3 separate regions of the Mus musculus genome follow, and all the other regions are linked to region 1. The links are chromatin loops, found by intact Hi-C in ENCODE. Cell type or tissue: heart. All regions are shown on one strand.

Region 1 (8,000 bases):
CATTCCACACTGACCCCCAACACCCCAATCAAGGTAGCCCTGGCTGTCCTGGAACTCACTCTGTAGACCAGGCTGGCCTCGAACTCAGAGTTCTGCCTGCTTCTGCATCCCAAGTGCTGGGATTAAAGGTGTGTGTGTGTATGGGAGCTGGAGAGATGGCTCAGCAGTTAAGAGCACTGACTGCTCTTCCAGAGGTCCTGAGTTCAATTCCCAGCAACCACATGGTGGCTCACAACCATCTATAATGGGATTCGATGCCCTCTTCTGGTGTGTCTGAAGAGAGCAACAGTGGACTCATACATAAAATAAATACATAAATATTAAAAAATATTGTGTGTGTGCCACCATGGCTGGCCCTCAGTGTTAGCTTTTTCCCCTGAGACAGGGTCTCTCATTGAAGCTGTAACTTGATTTTTTAGACCGGCTGGCCAGTGTGCTCCAAAGATCTGCGTGTTAGGCCACCCCTTGTGGGACAAGTGGAAGCGTGTCACAGACAAAAACTGGGAATGTTGTATGGATTTAGGAGCCCCGGTGTTCTCATATCTGAGACCGCAGGCGTTTCATCTGCTCCTGACCTGGTTCCTTGAGTACGTGACCACGACACCTCACATGGGGATGGTGACCACTAGTCACACAGCACGGAACAGTTCTCCATGATAATCTGGATGGGCTGGCCCCAAGGATTTAGCCAATGAACCTTCCTGGACATTCCTTCCTGTTTAGTCTCTGGTCTACCCTGAGTAAGTTGTATGCATCCACTGTCACCACCAATGAACAGTATGGACAAGCAAGGACTGTCTCTCTCATCAAGAAGCCTTAGTCATATGGAGATGCCCCACCTAAGTCTCCCACAGAAGGCCCTGCAGCGCTCCAGGACACTCACCCCTCAGCTAAGCAGGACACCCTCCCCCCCAGCTCATCACAGGCCCTGCATGCATTTCCTCAGCCTGCCTCATTTCTCACCCAGGTTGGGGAACTTAGGCTACGTTGGTAACCTAACACCTCCCATCTTGTCTGCCTGAGCAGAGTTCACAACTCCAGTGTTGAAACGGAACTGGGAACCACAACCCCTAGCACTGGGGTTTGAAGCAGACACTGTGCCTGGCTTCTGTGTGGATGTGGGAGAGCCTCACTCGGGTCTTCACGCTCTGAGGGTGGGGTGAGTACAGCAGACACTTTTCCTCACTGGACCAACACCCCGGCCCCAAATCAAACATCATTGTTGAGCAGCCTGACTTTATCTAGTTCTGTCCCCCTGATACTCCAGGAAAGGATGAAACACTTGACCCACTAAGCTGACCTATGCAGTCTGCTTCCCGGAACTGAACAGGGCTCAGCCATACAGCAAATGAGATATAAAGTAAAACTCTGGCATCTGGACCCCAGACTGGGTCCCAGCGTGGGAAACTGAGGCAGATGGGTTTCCTAACTGGTTATCAGAATCACCTTTCAAATGACTCAAAGGTAGCTGGGCTATGGAGGTTTGGTCTGTTGCTGTGTATTGCAATGCTAAATACTGGCTCTGGTTGCCCCCAGGGAGAAGGGATTCTCAGGTAGACCCTAGACACAAGTGATGCTATGTAACCTTGCCCCCAAAGTTATCCCTGATTGGTGAATAACGATGCCTACAGCTGAGCAGAAGGGAGCTAGGTGGGATTTTGGTTCCCAGGCTGGGTGTCTGAGGTGGGGACTAAGAGGGAGGGAGAGAGAGAAAGTGGACACAGAAGATGCCATGGGGTTAGGGACCATGAAAACTGGCCATGAGGGCAGTCCAGCTGGAGGAAGTGTCATATCTCGGGGTTACTGGCAGAGAAGTAGACATAACAGTATTGAGTAGATATGTGCCCAGCTCTAGTGCTTTAAGGCTTTGTGACTTGTATCTAGGAGTTGAATGATCAAAGGTGAGTAGAAACCCCTGACTGAGATTAAATAATTATAACACTGGGCAGTGATGGCACACACTTTTAATCCCAGCACCCAGGATGCAGAGGTGGGCAGATCTCTGAGTTCAAGGGCAGCGTGGTCTGTATGAGTTCCAGGACAGGCAGGGCTACACAGAGAAACCCTGTCTTAAAACAACAACAAAGAAAGAAAGAAAGAAAAACAAGGAAAGAAAAACATGATTCAAAGGTGGTTATGAACACAACACACACCTAAGTCTTTTTTTTTGTTTTGTTTTTTTTTTTGTTTTTTCGAGACAGGGTTTCTCTGTTTAGCCCTGGCTGTCCTGAAATTCACTTTGTAGACCAGGCTGCACACTTAAGTCTTGGGTAGAGTTAGTAATAGTTTTAGGCAGATTTAAGGAGATGGGGCACCAGCTGGTGGCAAATGCTTTTAATTCCAAAACTTGGGAGGCAGAGAGAGGCAGGTGGATTTGTGGGTTGAGGCCAGCCTGGTCTATATAGTGAGGCCCTAATCTCTAGCCAGGCCTTGGTGGTTCCCAGCTGCACTCTCAGTTAACTGGGAGGCGGAACAAGGCAGTCCTCCATCATCCTCGTTACACAGTGAGTTCAAGGCCACCCTGGGCTAATAAGACCCTATCTCAAACAACAAAAACCAAAAAGCCAAATAATGCATCTTTTTGTTTTGTTTTCTTTTCCTTTTTTGTTAATTTTTTCTGTTTTTTGCTTTGTCTTCATTTTCTTTCGTTTTCAAACAATGCATCTTTACTACCCCATACTACCACCTCCATCCCCAAGACAGGGTTTTTCCGTGTGCTCTGACTGTCTTGAAACTCACGGTGTAGATTAGGCTAGCCCCTAAGTCAAGAGCTCCGTTTTCCTCTGCCTCCTAAACGCTGCGATTAAGTGCGTGGGCCTCCACCATCCGGCTGAGTCTCAGTTTTACAGACAGATTAAGCTATGCGTATATCACTTGGACGTTTGCTTAAATTCAGAACTACACGTCTGAGGGGCACGCAGGTCCTTCTCGTTCCGGGGGCCCACGGGGACCAAACTGGGGGAGAATACGTCGCTCCCGCACCTGTCTCCTTCACGAAATGCTCCCGGTAGGTCCGCCACCAGTGCGGGGCGCGCGCCTCCTGCTCCGCCCGGCGGCGGTACCGCTCGAAGCTCCGGTACTTCTCCAGCCGCTCCAGGTTGCTCACGTCGATGTCCTCGTTGGGCATGGGCCCGAGCGGGGGTGTCCGGCGGCTGAGGAAGGCTGCGGGCACAGACAGGGACGTCACGCAGGCTTAGGACCGCGACCGGAGCTACAGAGGCCCAAGAGCTCCACGACCTCACACCACTCACCCGAGGTGCTGAAGCCCCGGCATCTCCCAATTCCGAAAAACGCCGCACGCCACCAGGGCGCCGCCATCTTTCCCCCAGGTCGCCAAAGACGCCCGTAGGACCCAGACAGAGGTGGCCGGAGAGAAGCCTGCGCGTCCGGCGGGAGGCTCCGCCTCCATAGCCCCGCCCCGTGGGAGACCCCGCCCCCCGCCCCGCCCCGCCCCGCCCCGCGGTCTCAAGCTCCTGACGTAATGCTGAAAGTCCTGGGACCTTCCCATTGGCGCAAAGTCTAAGAGAGGTCTGATAGTGCGGGCCCGGAAGATGCCTGTTGGATCGCGCGGGGCTGAGAGCTGCCACTAGGAGGCAGCACAAAGGTACAGCTTCAAGAACAACTATGGGTTTTGACCCCAGGGATCTCACTCACCTTCCTCTGGCCCTGACACAGGGATTGATAGAGGAGGATTCTGGAGTCAGACTTGGGAATAAAACAGGTAATAATAGTGCTCGCTTCGCAGGATTTGCACCTTGGTGCATCTGTTCTCTCTTGATCATCTCCAATTCACAGTTCTAGTGCTCTCTACCGCTTTTTGACCCAGCCTCAGCCCTTCTGCCCTGGAACTCAAGTTTCCAGTATAGCAAAGCTCTACTCCTTCAGCTTCTCCCCAGATCACAAGGTGTCTGCTGTTGTTGTCTTCTCCTTCTGTGACCTGCCGGCCCCGAAGTGCTCTCTCAAGGAAGTCCTGACATCCCCAATCCAGGCCAATGACTGCTAGTTTTTTTGCTAACAGAAGTCTGACCCTTGAACTCACAGTGAAATGCAGTGAGGTCTCGATATCCAGCAGAAATGGCCACAGCTTAAATTCCACAGCACCCAGGCAGCTAAGCCTCTCACCATCACTTCTAATTCCTCCAATAGTGAGCAGCTGCTGTCTGACAAGTGTTGGAGTTCACAGGTCAGGACACCACAGCCTTGCCTTGAGGAGTTGATGGGTACTGAAGGGTTCTTGCTGAGTGTGAGGGGAACTGAACACTTGCAGGGTGTTCATATGGTCTCACTTGCTGTTTTATCCTTTTGTTTCTGAACCCTCTTATATGAGTCTCTCCAGCTCCTCTCTCTGCCCTTGTACTGCTGAAGAGTCATGGTGTCTCCACGAGTGGGTGGAGACTGCTCAGCTAGGTAGCCTGTTCTTCGTTCTGATTCTCCCTGTCTGGGAAGCTCTGAAGAGAGGATCTTGTTTGTATTTCAACTGTTTGAGAGACCTAACAAGGATTCACACATATCCAGCCTGGAAGCAATGGCTCTAACAATATTAATTTTAAATGAGCTAGGTTTTTGCTATATACCCCTGCCTACTTGGCAGTTATTTTGTAGCCTTGAACTCACGACAGTCATTTTTATTTTCTTGTATATTACATCCCAAACCCCAGTTTCCCCTCCCTCCTCTCCTGATTTCCCTGCCTTGGTCCACTCCTCTTCCTCTTACCATGGCCTCCCAAATGCTGAGATTACAGGCGTGTGGTGATACCACACTGCCTCACGTCAGAGATTTGAATTCTTCTTCACATCTTCCTGACACATGTCAAGGTCCCTGGGAGCACTTCCAGTGCCCCTCATGCCACCAGGTGCAGTTCTGCCCTCTGCTCCTTCCCCAGCAGGCAGTCTTCTGACACACTCACTCTTGCCCCCTCTCATCTAGATTGTTACTCACAGCCTCAAATTGGTGTTTGAGACAGGGTTCTCTGTGTAGCTTGGCTGTCCTGGAACTCACTCTGTAGAGCAGGCTGGCCTTGAATCCTGAGGTTTGCCTGCCCCTGTTGCCTGAGTGCTGGGATTAAAGGCATACATGACCACTGCCCAGCATCACTTTTATTTATATTTTTATGAGACAGTATCTTTCAGTGTGTCGCAGACTCTCCTAATTCTCAAGCCTACAGCCTCCGGAGTGCTGGGATCACACCTGTCACTAGCACAGCCAGCCTCCTGAGTGCGGGATCACACCCGTCACTAGCACAGCCAGCCTCCCGAGTGCTGGATCACACCTGTCACTAGCACAGCCAGCCTCCCGAGTGCTGGATCACACCTGTCACTAGCACAGCCAGCCTCCCGAGTGCTGGGATCACACCTGTCACTAGCACAGCCAGCCTCCTGAGTGCGGGATCACACCCGTCACTAGCACAGCTAGCCTCCCGAGTGCTGGATCACTGCTGTCACTAGCACAGCCAGCCTCCCGAGTGCTGGATCACACCTGTCACTAGCACAGCCAGCCTCCCGAGTGCTGGGATCACACCTGTCACTAGCACAGCCAGCCTCCGGAGTGCGGGATCACACCCGTCACTAGCACAGCCAGCCTCCCGAGTGCTGGATCACACCTGTCACTAGCACAGCCTGCCTCCCGAGTGCTGGATCACACCTGTCACTAGCACAGCCAGCCTCCCGAGTGCTGGGATAACACCTGTCACTAGCACAGCCAGCCTCCTGAGTGCGGGATCACACCCGTCACTAGCACAGCTAGCCTTCCGAGTGCTGGATCACTGCTGTCACTAGCACAGCCAGCCTCCCGAGTGCTGGATCACACCTGTCACTAGCACAGCCAGCCTCCCGAGTGCTGGGATCACTGCTGTCACTAGCACAGCCAGCTAAGCTCACACTCTTCCTAAGCTCGCTTCACTACTCAGGAAGACCAAGGTTTTGGGGAGTCTCTTTGCATTGCCTGTCATCCCATGTGCTGGAAGTCACCCCCTTTCCCTTTGGGAGATGGCAGAAATGCAAGGTGGCCCCATAATGCCAGCTGATCCTTTCGACCCACGATTCTCCATTCAGGGTTAACTTGGGACTGCTTATGTGTTAGGAGGACTGAGTCCCAGCGGGTACCATGCCTGCCTTGTATATCACATTCTCCCCTGTGGGGCATCAAGGAGATGTGGTTGAGCCTGCGACTTGGCCTGGGCACAACTCAAACCCTGGCCCTGCTACTTGTCACTCCGTGCAGGGTTTTTGCAATCCCTGAAGCTCTCTTTCCACCCTTGAGACAGGAATGGAAAATTAACTTCTCCAGGTGTCCCGAAGGTGCCAGAGAAAAGGGTGTAAGATGGCCACTTCAATAGGTCAGCTTTCTCCAGAGGTGGCTGCCTGTTCTGTGGTTTGTTTTCCAGCAAATAACAGGAGCAGTAAGCAAACATTGTATTCTGTTTTGTTTTGAGGCAAGCTTTCTCTACATAGCCCTGGCTGTCCTAGAACTCACTGTGTTGACCAGGCTGGCCTCAAACTCAGAGATCCACCTGCCTCTGCCTCCCAAGTGCTGGGTTTAAAGGTGAGCGCCACCTCTCATTCCGCAGTCCAGGTTGATGGTTTGGAACTTCCTGTAGCTCAAACTTGTCTTGAACTCTGGCAATCTCATTCCCTCAGACTCCTGAGTGCGAGATTACACATGAGAGCCACCACATCTGGCCAGGACAATCGTTTTCTAATCATTAAGGACACATTACAGGGGGCACTGACATAGGAACATAGCAGAATGGAGGCAGGGGCAACTCAGGGAAAGACATTTACCTCCACCGGTACAGCCCCAGGTTTGATGCAAATCCAAAACAGAAGTCGAAACAATACAACAGTTTAATGGGTCGGATAGCAAGGTTTCAGGTGTCTCCAGGAGAGGTTCTGAGGGGCAGAGCAGCGGTGCCCTACCCTCTGACCCTCTGGTGTGCCCCTCCTCTTCCCCCCTGCTTCTGTGGACACACCCTCTCAGCTGGGAAGGGAGGAAGTGCTCCTGAATGGAAGCTGCTGTGTAGGAACAGCAGATTCTCTGTGTGCTGGGTCTGCTGGATCATTTCCCTTCCGAGGCCGTCTCCTGATACCCTACTAGAGGGTCTTGGCACTTTTCATACGGGAGGAGCAGCAGCCTGGCCCCAGGGCTCCTTCCTAGTCTTCAGGCAGTCTCTAGCTCTCACAATCTCCCTTCCTCCTCTGCTTCTCCACACACCCCTCTACTCCTACAGCTCCCCACCCCACCTCTGGAGGGAACCTGGAGGGGGCGGGAGAAACCAGTGCTGCTGCTGAGTTAGCTGGTCACTGGGGAGTAATGCTGGTCACTGGGGAGTAATGCTGAGTCACTGGGGAGTAATGCTGAGTCACTGGGGAGTAATGGAGCTGTGTGTGAGCTACCCGAGGGTGAGATGAAGGGCTGGGTGAAGCCCGGACATATTCAAGCCCCAGAATCAATCCATCTGGGCATGGTGTGCCTCAGCAGTGCCATCCTTGTCCCTGGCCAGGCCTCCCACTCTCAGCTAGAAGGCTCTTCTCCCTATTCCCATTTGAAGGACCTCTCATTGAAAGCAAAGGCTGTTCATGGTGTATGACCCTACTGTCCTGAAATAGGTTCCTGCCTCTAAAGTAGCCCAGGCATAAAGACCCCAGTGACTGCCGTGGAAGGCAGTGATGAGCGGGGGTCTTACTATGATGGGTGCTAAGATGGTCTTACTGTCACTGCTCCCTGGGGAGGCACCTGCTGCCTCTAAGCTGCAGGTCAGAGCGCCTGGGAAGAACACACAGATACCCTGTCCATACAAGAAGTTGTAATCAGGCTCTGGGCAAGCAGTGCAGTACTTTGCTGGGAGCCTTTCTCACAGATTGGAGCTGGTCAGCAGTGGGCGAGCACTCCAGGCCAGATGCCCGCTGAGGAAGCACGGGGCATTTTCAGGCAGAATGGTACGCCATATTATAGGGTGCTTTCTTCAGAGTCTCCAGGAAGAACTGTTCATTCTCCAAGAAGT
Region 2 (8,000 bases), 150 kb after region 1:
AAGCTTTGTGCCTCTGTTGCCATCGCTGCGGCCACCATCCATGCAGGGAGGACCTGACTCACCTTGAAACGTTCCTTAATCATCTGCCGCTCTTTGTCCCGGAGCTGGAGATCCAGAGGGGAGAAGAAGGCAGCAGAGAAAGCTTTGCTCAGAGCAGAGCTACTCTGCCCTCTCCTGCCCCAAGCACTGTGCCCCGCCCTCTCCTGCTGTCCTCATGGCCTCGAACATCTCTGTTGCAGAGAGGTGCTTGTCTGTCTTTCCTAAGATACAAGTATCCCATCTGCTTGATACCCATTCCTGGAACAAGCCTGGCCTTTACCTTGACTCCAGGCTGGAACACAGGTAGGTTCTTCTCTGCGATGTAGTCAGTCACCTTTAGCCAGCTGCCAGACAACAGGGGGAGAGGACAGAGAGGGGCAGCTTCAGACAACTGCGTCTTTCCTAAAGTCTGCTTGCTTTGCTTTTCAAAGCTCTCAATCTACCGAACGAACGAACGAACGAACGAACGAACGAACGAACGAACGAATAAACGAACGTGGGGGCAGCAGGGATTATCTGGGTCAAGAGTAAGCAAAACAGCAGAGATGCTCTCCTTGGGAACAGGCAGTGTTTAAGCTGCTCGCTGTGACAATTAAGAACAGGAAGCAGAAGGCGCTCAATACACTGAACAAATGCTGTCGACCGCAGCTCACATCAATATTGTGGCAAATTAAGATAGAGAAACAGATGGGGAAAGAGGCCAGATAAACAGGAAGGAAGCGGGAGGCGCTCAGAAAGAAACAGGCCGGGGGCACTAGAGGACCAGAGAAGTAGCCAGAACCTTTCCAAGCTCAAGGGCTCTCATGACCCTACTGTTCTCCAGGGCTAAACACTGTTCACATCTCTGACAGCTCGCTCTTCAGCTATCTTAGCCAGGACACTTGGCACAGCTCTCTGCAGAGGCTCTGTGGTCCCTCGGGAGCAGCTCCCAAAGGGAGGCTGGGGTGGGGGGTGGGGCTGGACAGAGCTTCTCTCTCCTCACCCATGAATTAGAGAAAAGAAAAATGTTAGGGGCTCAACTCGATGGCACACACTATACTCAGCCTCTAGAAGGCTCTGGCTTTGAGCCCTACTCTAAAAACAAACTCCAAGGAGAGCAACAACAGATGGGAACAGGGTTACCACCTGGAATGTCAGGCCTTCGCTGGGGGCCTCACTCTATGGGGGGCTGAGAAGGAAGGGCATGGCCTCAGGATGCTGCTGGCCGCTTACCTGCGCTGGTAGGTCTGGATCTGCTGCTCGATGTGCTCCCGGTAGGAGCGCTCGGCAGTCTTCTGGGTTACAGCCACCAGCTGGATCAGCTCAGACCTGGGGGGAAGGCAGAAGAGAAAGAAAGAGGGGCCTGGCCATCTTTGGCCTTGCAATAGCACCAGAAAGGAGGCCTCCTGTGCCAAGCCTTCCTGAGCTCTAAAGTAGGTGCAGAACAAAGAGAGAAACTGAACACCCAGTCCTAGGAGACTGTAGGGTGCATCCAGCCCTGGAGGGCAGCGGCTGGCACGAGTGCCCAGCGGAGCCAAGGTCACTTACTTCTCCAGGGACTTGAGGATGTAATTGTAGTTGTTGTGTAGGAAGATGGCGCTCAGCGCTGGATCCTCGTACACCTTGGACTTGCTTAGTAAGTTCAGCTGCAGGTTACCCAAGACTTTGCCTGTACAGAAAGATGGGGCTACATCCACCAAAAGTGTCTGATCCAAATGACCTGACTGTAAAAGTATCTTTTATTCAGCTCCATGTAATTGTCATCTCAGAGGCTCACTGCCCCTGTCTGCTAACCTGGGCCTAGGTCTGGAAGCTTCTAGCCTCCATACAATCTAATCTAAGCTTAAAATGTTTTCCGTCTCTGAGACTTACCGCTGAGTAATCTCACCCTTCTTAGTTCTCTCTGAGCTCTGGTTGGCCACTCAACTCAGCTCTCCTGGCTCAAACTCTACTCCGAGCTGACTGACTCAATCTGGCTTCTCTGGGCTTCTCCTGAATTGCCCTGCTTGGCCTCAACCAACTCTAGCAATCTGTTCTAATCTTCAGGCTCCTTCTCATTCTCTGGCTCCGTCTATCTTTACCTGTGTCTGGCTTATTCTCTCTCTATCACTGTCCTGGTAAAACTGCCTCTTCCTTCTTTCTGTCTACGATTCTCTCTCTTAAGTAGCCTCCTCTTCCTTTCTCTTCTCGTGAGAGTTGGGCATATCCTTTTCTGTCAAATCTTTGTCTGATTTGTCACTTTGTCTGCCACTCAATTAGACATCACTTTCAAACATGGGTGCTTCCTTCTACAAACTAACTTTACTCTCATTGTTTAGGATTAAAGGTGTGTACTAAGCACTGAGCCAGACCACAATTAGAAACAGGGTTTTCCAGTAAATAACACAATCTAGGGGTTCACAGTGTGATCAAATATCCTGCGACCCCGGACTTCCAGGGACGGCTAACCAGTTCCTGACAACTGTTGCTTGTTCTTCTGACTACCAGGCCTCTGAAGCTCTTCTCAAAGCCCTGGCTCCTGAACCGGAACTAGCCAGGAAGGGACCAGGAAGAGATGGACAGCACGGAGACAAGGGAGGGAGCTGGCCGGGGGTCGGGGGACAGGGGACTCACAGATGTAGGTGCTCAGCAGCCGCTTGCTGAACTCGGAGCTGTAGCTGGTGGCCGAAGAGCTGGTTTCTGAGAGAAGGTGTACCGTTACTATGGTGGCAATGGCCAAGACCCTCGATGGCCCTTACCACACCCCAGGGGCAGAGGAGGAAATCTCGGGACAGTCCCTGGGCCTCATGGGACAGGCAGGACTCAAGTGAGAGCTCAAGCAGAGATAGATGGGCACCTGCGGAGCCTCAGGGAGCAATGCTTTTAGACTCTTTCTGCATCCCGGTCGGGCTGCCCTCTACAGTAACGGGTTAAGGAACCAGCCCGTGATAGCAGGTAGGCAGTTAGGAGAGGTGCCGGGTACTAACTCCTTCCCAACCTGGTTTCCATACATGATGGAGAGTATCTTGCCAACAGCAAGGTCTCTGGATAGGGTCACCCAGTCAGTCTTTCCACCTTCTCCTCACAAACCCCTGCTACACTGCCACCCCCAGCACAGGAACCTGCTGATATGGAACAGAAGGCAGAGGGGCGGGGCTGGGCTAATCAGGGGTTGTTCCTAGGGCGCTGGACCCATCAGGGTACAGCCTGGATAGGCTCAGAGGCAGAAGGTAGCAATGAAGGGAGCCAGGGGAGGTGAGGGCATCCTTAAGGAACTCAGTCCCTCTGCCCCTCTGCCCCGCCCCAGTGGGTCCTGAGGGCTGGTCCCCTGGGAACCTCACCCACCGGGTTTTGGAGGGGAGGATGGGGCTGGGGAGTCGCACCGCTTACCTCGGGGGTCTAAAGGAATATTGTATGTGTCCCCAAGAACTACGGAGTGACAGGCAGTGCACACAGAGAGGGAGGAGGGAAATAGAGGAGGGGAAAGATGCAAAGTGCAAAAAACAGGTTAGAAATGGCCGGGCCACCCCAAGCCAAGCAGACCCTCCCCAGAGCAGAGCAGCCAGACAGGGACGGCAGTGCACACCAAGCTGAACTACCTCAAGACCTGAAACCCGGCAAAGTGCAGCCCAGGACAGCTGGCAGCTCTTGGCTTCTTGTCCCCAAAATAAAAGCAGAGGGGCGGGTGGGCGGGGCCGGGGACCTCAGTGCTTGGAATGACCCAGAAGAGCACTCTTATTTATGCGCCAACCCCACAGTTTCCAGCCTCACCAAGGGGCAGTGAGGAGATAGAGTGACAGTAGGCAGACAGCACGGGACAAGCAGAGAAGTATGGAGGCGGGGCAGGGCGGGGCGAGCACCGACAGCCAAAGGAGCAAGTGCAGGGTTAGGGCTCATAAGAACTCTAACAAACCCGGCCCTCCCTCCTCATGTTCATCCCCACAAAGTTCATGGGGCTTAGAGTCCCCCCACCCCAGGCTGGAGACCTCTCACCACACCCTGCCCTCACCCAGAGCAAGTCAGTGCCTCCTAGGGGCCTAAGTCCATGTCCCTAGGCAGGAGGGGACAGCAGCTCAGTGTGGTGTACCTTGGGAGGCCAGCATGGCACCTGCTGTCTCCTGGAAGTCCAGAAGCTGCTGTAGGAACAGGATGGCCTGGTGGAGAAACACACAGGAGGGTCAGGGCAGCCATTGCTTCCCACACGTACCCTTTCCGGCCAACAGGGGAAATCTTGTAGCAGGGGTCTGCACAGTGACAAGAACAACTGGCAATTTCAGGTGTTGTCCCTGGACCCGCCTGAGAAGCTAGCCCTTCGTCACCAATGCCTGCTCATGGAGGCCAGGAGCCCTGGGCTGGCAGAGTCCCCACTGTTGCTGTATCCCCCAGAGCCTGAGCTGGGGGGCTTGCCCATACGCTGACAAAGCCAGCTCTCCCTCCTCATGTTCATTCCTACAAAGTCCATAGTGCTCCCGGTCCCCCACCCCCACCCCAGGCAGAGTCCAGCAGACTGAGTAACACCTACATTGCTTGTGAGCTCATGAACAGTGCCGTCTTTAGGCATGTTGTATTCCTTGTCTGGATCATTCTGTAGGAAAACAAACAAAACAGCCTCTGGTTCCTGGAAAGGGCTCTGACCAGTTGTTTCTTGGTTCACTCTGAGCCCTAATCAGCCTGCTCATGGCGCCATCTACTGGCACATGGGAAGAAACCAAAGCGCTCTAAGGGTCTCCCCAGGAAATCGGCACTGCAGGCACCATTCTGAGAGCAAACCTGGCTCTCCTGAAGGTCTGCTCTCTGAGGAGTCCCCAGAGCTCAGGGAGCAAGCTGGGCTGGTGAAGGGAAAGGGATTTCGGGCACCTTGATGTTATCAGCAAAGTCTTCTAGAGCTTTGGCCCCAATGGTCTCCATGGAGGTGATGAGGCCGGGCAGCTTGTTCTTGGTGCTGGCTGCTGTGCCCTGAGGAAGGACATGGCTGACACAGTCATCAGAAGTGCGGAGCACTGCCCTCTCCAGCAAGCCCCGAGTGTAACTCCTTCTAGGTCCTTCCCAACCCTCAGCAGAGACCGACTTCAGCAGGTGGAGATTAACCACAGCTCTTCTGTTACCTTGGGAGCATCTTGACTTGTCCAAAGCCCCTTGGGAGCCACTCATAAGAGCTGTGGGTGAGCACGGAATGGTTTCCCAGAAGGGAGTAAAGGGACGCTGTGTGTGTGTGTGTGTGTCTATCTGTGTGTGTCTATCTGTGTGTGTCTATCTGTGTGTGTCTAACAGACCTCCCGGCTCACACACCTGGAGCACCTGGTCAAACTCGGGCTTGGTCTGCTTGAGGTGCCGCAGGATGGGGAAGACGGTGAGCACTGTGGAGAAGTCATGGCGGATGATGGCTTTCCTGGCAGCAGACACGATGTTCTCCCCTTCAAGCATCAGCCCGTCCAGGGCATCCTAGAAGAGGGACAGGGACGGAGTTGGTTCCTAGGGACAGTGGGCCACTTTGCGGGGCATGAAGGAAAGCCAGAATGCTGTGAAGGATCGGGGAGGGAACCACACCAAGTAGAGTTGAGGGCTTAGGGCGACAACAGGCTGCCCCACCCTCTAGACCCTGCAGTAACAGCTACATGGGGCAGTGCTCAGAGCAGCGTGGCGGGAGGGAGGGGTAGACCTGTATCAAGGAGTCAAAGGTTTTCTTCTGGTGATGCTCAGGGATGATCTCCATCAGCAGCCGGTATTCACTCTGCGCCAGCTTGACGAAGGCACTGACGCAGTGAATGTAGGCGTCCGTCTCCACGTCCAGCATGTCGTCTCTCCCTAGGGGGACAGCAGTGACCCTGAGTGGCTGTTCTGGGAGGAACCACTCACCCTACTGGGGTACGAGTCTCCCCAGCTCCTGGGCTGAGCCCAGACAGCAGCACAGGGAAGAGGAGGCCTACGATGATGGGAAGCCGTAAGAGCTGTGCTGGCAGACCTGGGAGATCAGGTGCTGAGTCCAAACCGTGTCCTGGCACCGTTTTCAGCTCAGCACAGGCAGCATTTATGTCCCCAGATCAAACACTAGAGGTGGTGGGAGAAAGCGCCAAGGGAGGAAAGTTCCTAAACTGACTTCCTGGATGAGGTTGTCTGACCCGGTGTGAGGATTCTGAATGGCTTGAAAGAGGGCAGTCTAGGATAGGCAGGTGGCAGTGTCCATTTTAAGAAGGGAGTCACTGTGGTCCTCCGCTGGGGGGTGGGGGTTCCTATGAAGGTCATTGCCAACTTCATCAAGCCCTGTAAGTGTAAGGGAGTGTGGGCGATGGCCTATGAGGCCGGCTGGCGTGTGTGTAAAGGACAGCTGATTCTAGAAGAATGAGCTGGCCAAGTGAGACGTACAACTATGATCCCAGCACTCAACTGGCTGGGCTACAGTGTGACTACAGAGTTCAAGGCCAGCTTGGAGTACACAGTGAGGCTACCTCAACAAAAGAGAACAATCTGAGAAGACATAAGTGGTTCTCAGTGTCTCTGTGTCGAGCTGCCCCAGGAGGAGATGCAAGCATGCCAGGACAGAACAGTCTGGTTTTATGTGGCATGGACAGGCTCCAAGAAGTGGGAGATCCAGGTTCCTTGACCTCGGAGGAGCCACCTGCCCTCCTGCCTGCCTGCAAGCTCAAGCTGCAGCTGCTGCTCTGGCCAGGCCCCAGGAGCCAAGCATGTGTTCCCAGCTCACAAGAGGCAAGGAGACCTGGGCCCAAAGGAGCCTGCAGAGGGAGCGAGGCCACAGGCCAGGCTCATCCTTAGAGTAGAGCAGGTCATCCTGGGAACTGCTTCGAAGGCAGTGTCTGGCTCGCCTGGGGCTGGGCTACGGTACTCACCAGCCAGTGGCCCGCGCTTGTCGTTCAGGGCCTCCGACAGGTGCTTAACTCGGAAATCATGCTCGTGACCTAGCAAGACGTTGGCCGCACAAACACAAGCAGCATTTATCCAGGGGCCAGGCAGCTGCCCCTTGGGTCCGGGGAAGAAGCCCTTAATCTCCAGGAGCGGAGCGTGAAGTGGGGTTAGGGAGGGGGCACTGAGGAGGGCTCTGAGCCCCTCCACCACCTCAAAGCTCACTGGGAACAGCCGTTTCAAGCCTGATTCTCAGGGAGTCTCAGGACCATGCCTGCCTGTGTGTTTCCTGACCAAGGGAGACCAGGAGAAGGTGCATGGCCCCAGGGTGACAGAGTGAAAGTGTCACTGCTGAGGGAGTGAGGACAGCCTTCTTTGTAAGGGGCTGGGTCCACCAGTCAGCAGATCTGGCTGTCCCTCTCTTGACAGGAGAGGAGGGACTCGTTCCTCAGGCAGCCTGTCCCCTTGGCTACCTGAAGTACTCTTTCTACAGAGGCAAGGAGCCAGAAGGCCCTGGCCAACTTGGTCCTGCCCTGCTGATCTGGGCGTGAAAGGGCTGCCCCACGACAGTGTTCTCTGAGTTGACACAGGACACAAGGACAGGGACAGGGAGAAGGAGCCTTAGGAAGGGCAGAGCCAGGCAGGATCAGACCAGGGACATGAAACTTGTCCTCGGGCCTGCTGAGGCCTGAGGGGTATCAGGGGTGTCTGCCACTCCCACCCAGCCCCGTAGGATCTGTCCCACGGCCCTCCTGGGGGAGGCTCTGCCCTGCCTGATGAGTGAGCGACAGACACACAGTGGAAGAGGGGGGAGCACAGGGTGATTACCTTCCAGAGGAATGAGGTTAGAGCCCCCCTTTTTCCCATCTAGACCATGCTGGGAATACTGTTTCAGAAGGTTCTGAGCCTTACGGATCGTCCCTGTCACCAGAGCCACACAGAGAGGAGAGAGGAAGACCTAGGGAGTGAGTGAGAGAGAACAGCAGCGGCCCTCCACCTGCCCCGCCCGCCCGTGCCCACCCTCGCTCGCCCGCCCGCCCACCCAACATCGAGCATGCCCCTTAACGCCTCTGCCAGCAGGCTCTGCCAGGGCCACCAGACACCCTTGAGGATGGACAGAAGAAAAGGTATTCAAACAACCCAGA
Region 3 (8,000 bases), 59 kb after region 1:
GAAGAAGCCGCAGCCGCAGCCGCAGCCGCAGCCGCAGTCGCAGCCGCAGCCACAGCTGGGCAGTGGTGATGCACACCTTCCAGGCAGATCTCCAAGTTTGTGGCCAGCCTGATCTACCTAGTCAGAGCTACACAGAAAAACCCAGTCTCAAAAAACAAAAGCAAACAGATGGGAGGGGGGTTAGTAATAAACACATAACAAAGATAACAGTGAATGCCCTAAATTCCTGGAAATTCCCCTGCCTCAGTAATTCTAGTCCTCGGCCCTCATTGAGCATGCCCACTGTACTTAACAATGAATGGTAAGGGTTTTTTTTTTCCCCCTAAATGCTTATTACTAGTTGAAAAGTAAGCCATCTCCAGCAAGTGACAGGAAACGGGGTAGGGGGCTGGAGAGATGGCTCACTGGTTAAGAACATGTATTGTTCTCTCAGAGGACCAGCGTTCAACCCCCAGTGCCCTCATCAGGCAGCTTGTAACTCCAGCTCCAAGGACTGCCCCATCCCTGGGCACATGCACACATACAGGCACACACACATGTACATGTAAATAAACAATAAAAATAAATAAAAAAAGATACTGGGCAAGAAAGAAGAATGGTTCGAGAAACAGGAGAGACTTGACAGCAGTCACTACCAAGACTAACCACCAGTCTGCTCCTTCAACTTAAACAGACTTCCCGTCACATCCCGGGAACACTTCCTGTTTCAAAGGGCACTGAAACTTATCGCTAGTATTTCATGTTTCCCATGAGGCATGGTCCACAGGAAGGACTTTGTTCTAGGTCTCTGTGACCTCACCTGAGTCTGGCTGCTTGTCGTGCAGTTACAAAGGTTATAAAATATGCTGTATCATCCACTCTACCAAACAACAGCACTCCTCCATGTTGCCCTGAGAAGGTATTGAATTTCAACAGCTTCTGTTTGTGAACCCAGCTCAGTCCGTTTGCTAACACTTCCCTCGGACTTACCCAAGTCCCATAGATTACAAGCTCTAGAAACAAAAGCAAGTATGTGGAGGTTGGCTAGTCTTCTGCTTTGCTACCAAAACTAACCACGAATAAGTAACTATAAATGTAGCTAGGACAGTCCTCAAACTGGATATACATAAGGATGACTCTGACCTGGCTCCACCTCCCATGTGCATAGATTACAAGCACAAGTAAACTAGTATTTCTGATTAGTAAGATCTACTGGAGTTCTGAGGAAGGCCTAAGGAGCAAAGCAAACCATTTCATTGTCACAGTAATGGGTGAATTAAGAAACAGACTCTGGCCGGGCCATGGTAGCACACGCCTTTAATCCCAGCACTCGGGAGGCAGAGGCAGGCAGATTTCTGAGTTCGAGGCCAGCCTGGTCTACAAAGTGAGTTCCAGGACAGCCAGGGCTATACAGAGAAACCCTGTCTCAAAAAATCTAAAAAAAAAAAAAAAAAAACCAGACTCTGAATGCATTGCATCTGTAACTCAAAGGAAAAAGAAGTAACCATTACCACATGAGGGCAGGACTTGTAATATTTATATTAGTTCTTGAAAACATATTCTTAATAACATTTAAGCTTTTCAAGCCAGCTAGGGTGGCTTACATCTGTAACCCCAGCAATAAAGAGGCTGGGGCAGAAAGAATATTTGGGGTTGGAGCCAGCCTGGACTACATAGTGACATAGAGATTAACCTATCTCAAAAGACAAAGCCAAACTTCAAAAGAAAACAGAAACAAAATTTTGTTGTTGTTGCTAAGGTGTCGCAGATTTCATCCAGGATCTGGAACATGCTAGGCAAAAGTGAGTGTTCTCCTGGTCTCAACTTTACAGATGGTTGTGAGCCACCATGTGGTTGCTAGGAATTGAACTTAGGACCTCGGGAAGAGCAGCCAGTGCTCTTAACAGATGACTGACCCCTGCTACTATTTATTTATTTATTTATTTATTTATTTATAAATGCTGGGGACTAAACCTAGTTAGCTGTGCATGGTAGGTAAGGGCTCTATACTGTCGAGGTGTATCTCCAGCCTCCCAGTTTTATCTTTATTAATGAACACGCTGACGAGTTCCTCTATTATGTAAAAACCCAACAGAAGTTTTAAAGGAAATAAAGGAGAAGCAGCAGAGCCACCGCAAGCAAAACACCTTGTGCGAGGATGACTTTGAGGCTAAAGGGGAAGGGGGACCTTTATATGTAATTTTTAAAAGTCCTTTTTAGTGACTTATTTATTCCATATGCATTGGTGTTTTGCCTGTATGTACGCCTATGTAGGGGTGTCAGATAACCTGGAACTGGAGTTACAATCAGTTGTGATGGTGCTGGGAATTGAACCTGGGTCCCCTGAAGATCAGACGGTGTTCTTAACCACTGAGCCATGTCTCCAGCCCCCTTATGTATAACAGAAAAGCAAAGTGCAACAGATGAGCGTCTGAGAAAAAGCGGCTTTCCTCAACCGCAGACTAAAGCGGGTTTTCCCGACCGGCCAGCCAGTAGGAAACGCCAGCATTCCATCCGACAATGCGACGTTCTTAGAATGTGGTTCTGAGAATATCGGATTCATTCTGAGGTCTGACAGGTTCTCCACGGACTCTCACACTTTCTATTACTTTATACTCAAACTACCCATTACATAAAAACAGAATCTGATAGTGTTCCAAAATAGTTCAATGTCTGGTCTTGCAATACAGTTCCTCAGAAAATCAGTAGGCGGATTTCGCCACCCCCTCTCTGTTTTGTCTTCAGTGCTGAGACTCAAACCCACAGCCTTGAGACACTAGGCAATCTGTGTTCCACTGCGCCACACCTTTGGTATCGGGAAGCTTTCTTACAAAGTGAAGGTTCACTTTGCACTTAAAGAACTTTCATAGGGATGTTTGGAACAAAAAGCTTTTTTATTATTTGCCTCTCTGTCTCCCCCATCCCCCCAGCGGGCTTCACTAGTGTTTGCCCGGCCTTCTGGCCCACCCTCTCCCACAGTTTCGCCATGTAACCCTGGCTGACGAACAGGAACTAGCTCTGCAGACCAGGCTGGTCTCAAAATCAGAGATCAGCCTGCCTCTGCCTCTGCCTCCTCCGAAGTGCTGAGATTAAAGGCATGGGTCACCGTGGCCCAGTTCAAAAGAACTTTATAAATTAAAGTTTCATCTTATTGTGTGTGGGGGTACAACAGCCACCTCTAGCAAATGGTCAGAGGACAATCTAAGGGAGGTGACTCTCTTTCTACAAATTGAAATTAGATGATTAGGCCAGGTAGCCACCTCACCATCCCTTAAAGTTTGTTAAAATTAAAAAAAAAAACAATTTTGGGCACAACCGTTCATTATTAGCATTTTTACAACTATGCTATGCTATCCTACTAAAAGATCTAGATGCAAAAGTAATATTATTTTTCACACATAAAATTGAATCATGAAGTATTCAATTTAAGCCTTTAAACGACATGCGCGGTAAGAAGACCTCCCCAGACTGCAGCTGTAGTTTGGGCATACACTAATGTGCTAAGATACACCTACTTTTTAAACCACATGATTTCTTCAGGGTCTGCGATGCCAAATTCCCTCATCTTCTTCACCATGGTGGCACTCTTCTTAACAGCCACCTCGTAACGCTGGCTTCGAGTGAGGAAGTTATAGTCCTCATGTTGGAAGTCTGGATCGTTCAGAATCAAGTTCTCTGAAAGAGGGTTAAATGACATCAAGAGAAACAGGTACTCACCCTCCCTGACTCCCATCAGATTAGAACAGAGGACGTTCCCCTCCTAATCCTGACACCGGACGCCCATCGAAGTAGGGGTCCCCGCTTCCCCTCAACTCCAGAGGCCCCAAATCCTCATTCACGGGGGTCTTTCGCCTGGTTCGGTATAAGAGGCCCGGCCCTCCAGGCTCACCGATTTCTCGACGGCGCCGGGTGTTCTCCGGACTACCATCCAAGATGTGCGTGATTAACTCTGGATTGAAGGTGGCGGCGGCCCGCTCCTTGCGCAGATCGGGATTCATGACGGAGACCAGTGCTGGGGGCAGAGGAGGTGGCGACAGAAGTGACAGGCACCAAAGCGATGACAACCTGTCTCCGCAGCTCAGGCGCCGACCAGGCCCTATGAGCGGAGCGAGACAGCCCTCGGCCCCGCCCCCTCGAGCCGTCCCCGCCCCGTCCCCGCCGCCACTCCTCACGTGACCGGCTGCAATCCCCGACGCTGGTACCGCCCGCCGGACGGACGAATCCCCTGCTGCGGGCCAGGGGAGGTCCCCGAGCGGCTCCTCGCCAAGGAAAGCAAGGTAAAAGGTCAAGGGACCGCAGTGGCACTGGAAAGGGAGTGGGGCTCTTCCCGGACCTCACGTCTCCAGGTTCACGTGATCTTTCCGGGAGGAAAAGAGCCCTGGAGACGCGCGCAACCGATTGGCCAGGGCCTTGAGGGGCGGGATTGCGCCTGCGCTGTGGGACTCACCTCCTTTCAGGCTAGGGCGGTGGGTGTGTGTGTGTGTGGGGGGGGGGTCCTCTCACCACAGTGTCCCCGGAAACCAGAAGGGAATGGGTGTCAAGGGTCTCGGGCGGGGTGAGGAGGCTAATAGAGGAAAGCTGTTGATTTTACTGGAACCCAAACAAATTGGAGCGAAAGGGTAACAGGACAAAGGTTACGTTCGGGAGACGGTTCATTGTCGTTGGCTAAAAATATTGCCGACTTGACTGACGTTAGAGACTTGGGATGCAAGGACCTGGTCCTGCGGAGCTTCCGGGTTTATGCACTGGGCCTGGATTTAAAGCGAGAGGGAACAGGTCCAGTTTCTCTACATTTTATAGCCCAAGTCTTTTCCCACCTAAACCGGCAGGGCAGGTCCTAGAAATTTTGAAATCTAGACTTTACTTTGCCATATCATTATCGTCATCGAAGATGTACCTACGCCTAAGAAGTTCTAGCGTAGGATTTATAACAAAGAGTTCCTGAGCCTCAAAGACAGCCAGTTTTCACCAGTTTGTTTTTTAATTCTTCCTTAAAAATTGCTAAGTAGTAGGCTGGAGATGTCGAGCATGCACTAAAGCCAAAATATAATCTCAAAGCACAGCATAAACTGGGCACCGTGGCACACACAGGCTTGCAACTTCAAGTGGAGGTCTGAGGATCACGAAGTCCAAGATCATTATCAGCTATATAGAATCGGACTGAAGGCAGCCTGGGCTGTGTAATGCCTTGTTTCAAAAAGCCTTTAAGTGCTAAGTAAAATGCACTCTTTCTTCATTTGATTTCATGCCACCAAAAAGAACTACGCCGGTAGTGGCGCACGCCTTTAATCCCAGCACTGGGGAGGCAGAGGCAGGTGGATTTCTGAGTTCGAGGCCAGCCTGGTCTACAAAGTGAGTTCCAGGACAGCCAGGGCTACACAGAGAAACCCTGTCTCGAAAAAAAAAAAAAAAAAAAAAAAAGAACTACATTTCTTCATTACCTCTCTAACTTGCCCTTGTAACAACATATGTAAGACCCTTTTACAGTAACGGTGCTGAGAATGGGTTAAACGAATGAAGGCTTTAGCCTGAATGCAAAGTTAATGGAGCCCCCAAAATTCAATATTTTAATGCACTTTCTTTTCTTTTTTCTTTTCTTTTCTTTTTTGTTTGTTTGTTTGTTTGTTTGTTTTGTTTGTTTTTCGAGACAGGGTTTCTCTGTATAGCCCTGGCTGTCCTGGAACTCACTTTGTAGACCAGGCTGGCCTCGAACTCAGAAATCTGCCTGCCTCTGCCTCCCGAGTGCTGGGATTAAAGGTGTGCGCCACCACGCCCGGCACACTTTTTTTTCTTGATGCAGGAGATAGACCTCTCAGCTACATCCTCAGCTCCACAAAATTTAAAAGTTTAAAAGGGAAAAGAAGAAAAATTCTGAGAAGTTAAATAAAGACTATATCATTGTTGTTGCTTGTACCTTTGGCTCTGGCTCCATATACCTGAGCAAGGTTCTGTTACTGAGGATATTTTCAAGGACACTTAGGCACTGATATCTTGTTTAGTTGGGTTCTTGTGAATTTTATTCCTCTTAGCAGAAGCTTGGATCCCAAATACAATTAACAAGTTATTGATGAGATAAAAACCAAGGCTATTGCTTACTGAGGTAAAGGGAAAAGACTACATGGCAAACCTTTGGCAGTATCTCAGAGAGGGAAAGGTATGGTCAGATTTATCAACAATTGGAAGTTTGACCTGGCCTGTTGGCATAGGCCTGGAACATCAGCTACTCAGGAGGCTGAGGCAGGAAGATCACAAGTTCAAGACCAGCCTGGGTTGTAGAGAACTGTTAGTTTGGTTTAAGGCAGCACTTTGAACCATGAGTTTTAATTATAGCTGCATAAGAATGGCAGTACAGGTTGGGTGGGGTGGAGATTCCTTCAGTCCTCCCACTCAGAGGCAGAGGCAGAGGCAGGTGGATCTCTATGAGTTCTGTGCCATCCTGGTCTACATAGTGAGTTCCAAGCCAGTCAAAGCTATGTATTGAGGCCCTGTCTCAAAATAATAACAACAACAGAAACCAGCAAAAACAACAAAAGAATCAGTACAAAATTGGAAATGGCAAGGTGAGGGGATTCAGATAGCCTCTGAGAGTGGACTGACAGTTAATATTGAAGCCATTAACCTGGGTGGACAGTCCAAGCAGAGCTAGCTCCGCCTGCTGATAAAGGCAGATGCTGGCAGATTAACATTCATGAGGGTAGTGAGGTATGGCATGAGCTCAGTGCCCAGCAAGCGTAGGATGGCTGTCTTGATTTTTATTCTCTTCATGGATGTTTATCCATTCATAGTTAATAATGCCCCAAAACTGGTAGGCATGGGCTGGAGAGATGGCTCAGTGGTTAAACACACTTGACTGCTCTTCCAGGGGACTTGGGTTCAGTTTCCAGCCCCTACATGACAGCTCACAACTGTCTGTAACTACAGGTCCAGGGGATCTGACACCCTCACACAGACATACATAGGCAAAATACCAATGCATGTAGAACAAGAATAAATTATTTAAAAAAACAAAAACCTGGTAGGCGCAAAGAACACAGTCATCAGAGAGCCCTGCCCTCATGGGGATGATAATGGGGTGAGCAGAGTCACACTGTTTGAAATCTGATTACTCAGTACACTGCAGTGAATGAGATAAATCAGTGTTGGGGTACAGGCTGGGCAGGGCAATAGATAGAGGAGAAAGACCCAGGGTCAGAGACATAAATATCTGATATAAAAGGGGATCTAGAAGAGGAGTCATGGAAGTCTGGAAAACAACAAGCTGTTCACATTGGGCTGCTGAGATGGCTCAGTAGATAAAGGCACTTGCTTCCTGGCATGCAAGTCCACAGGCCTGAGGTCAGTCCCAGAACCCACATAAAGGTTGGTTTATTTGTTTGTTTTTAAGATTTATTTATTCTATGTCCGTGACCACATTGTGGTTCTTCTCCGACACACCAGAGCAGGGCATCAGATCCCATCACAGATGGTTGTGAGCCACCACATGGTTGCTGGGAATTGAACTCAGGGCCTCTGGAAGAGCAGCTAGCTCTTAATCTCTGAGCCAGCTCTGCAGCCCCACATAAAGGTTTTGAAACAAGAGAAGCGGCTCCACACGGCTGTCTTCTGACCTCCACTTGTGTGCTCTGACACGCGTGTGCATGTGTATACACCAATAGTAAATGCCCTTTCTCTTTTTCAAAAAGACTGTTGTCAGGCAGCAGAGGCAGGGTGATCTCTGTAAGTCTGAGGCCAGCCTGGTTTACTACATAATGTTGTGAGTTAGAAGCCACATAGAGCTACATGGCTGTTTGTTTGTTTGGGTTTTTTTGTAGCAGGGTTTCTCTGTGTAGCTCTGGCTGTCCTGGAACTCATTCTGTGTACCGGGCTGGCCTCAAAGTCAGAGATTCGTCTGCCTCTACCTCTGCCTCTGCCTCCCAAGTGCTGGGATTAAGGCATGTGCCACCCAACTCCCACCTGCCACATGTTTTTGTCTAAAACTAGACAAATAAAACCTGTTTGAGTATCAGGAAAGGCTCAGGTAC

The links. Hi-C counts contacts between places; a loop is a spot of excess contacts. Peaks named below come from ENCODE experiments on the same cell type or tissue, not always from the same donor. Only the 100,000 strongest peaks of a DNase experiment are listed, where the experiment ranks them.
Region 2: a loop joins it to region 1, with 2.5 times the contacts of the local background. A loop is called at or near these places in 4 of 42 quality-filtered maps.
Region 3: it touches region 1 in a loop (4-fold over the local background); 7 of 42 quality-filtered maps call a loop at or near these places.

The regions. Positions count from the first base shown.
Region 1 is chr11:116,135,460-116,143,459 of GRCm38, forward strand. Mrpl38 (mitochondrial ribosomal protein L38) reads right to left here and starts at 3,409. Exons shown (of 9, transcript NM_024177.3): 1 at 3,252-3,409; 2 at 2,983-3,162. The coding sequence starts at 3,318. Fbf1 (Fas (TNFRSF6) binding factor 1) reads right to left here. Exons shown (of 31, transcript NM_172571.3): 31 at 6,826-8,000. The coding sequence ends at 7,924. In heart, a CTCF peak has its summit at 3,591 (motif pointing right); a DNase peak (open chromatin) is centred at 3,472; H3K4me3 peaks cover 1,622 bases; H3K27ac peaks cover 3,345 bases.
Region 2 is chr11:116,289,888-116,297,887 of GRCm38, forward strand. It overlaps Exoc7 (exocyst complex component 7), which reads right to left. Exons shown (of 20, transcript NM_016857.4): 7 at 7,684-7,776; 8 at 5,657-5,802; 9 at 5,287-5,439; 10 at 4,855-4,953; 11 at 4,520-4,582; 12 at 4,085-4,151; 13 at 3,388-3,426; 14 at 2,632-2,697; 15 at 1,567-1,687; 16 at 1,252-1,347; 17 at 320-383; 18 at 63-104. Among named protein-coding and RNA genes, the nearest start is that of Exoc7, 13 kb to the right of the region's middle. In heart, a CTCF peak has its summit at 4,696 (motif pointing left); no DNase peak of the experiment used is centred here; H3K27ac peaks cover 1,029 bases.
Region 3 is chr11:116,194,728-116,202,727 of GRCm38, forward strand. Acox1 (acyl-Coenzyme A oxidase 1, palmitoyl) reads right to left here and starts at 4,318. Exons shown (of 14, transcript NM_015729.3): 1 at 3,869-4,318; 2 at 3,495-3,654. The coding sequence starts at 3,977. It overlaps Ten1 (TEN1 telomerase capping complex subunit), which reads left to right and starts at 4,128. Exons shown (of 4, transcript NM_027107.1): 1 at 4,128-4,256. In heart, a CTCF peak has its summit at 657; a DNase peak (open chromatin) is centred at 4,294; H3K4me3 peaks cover 2,383 bases; H3K27ac peaks cover 2,532 bases.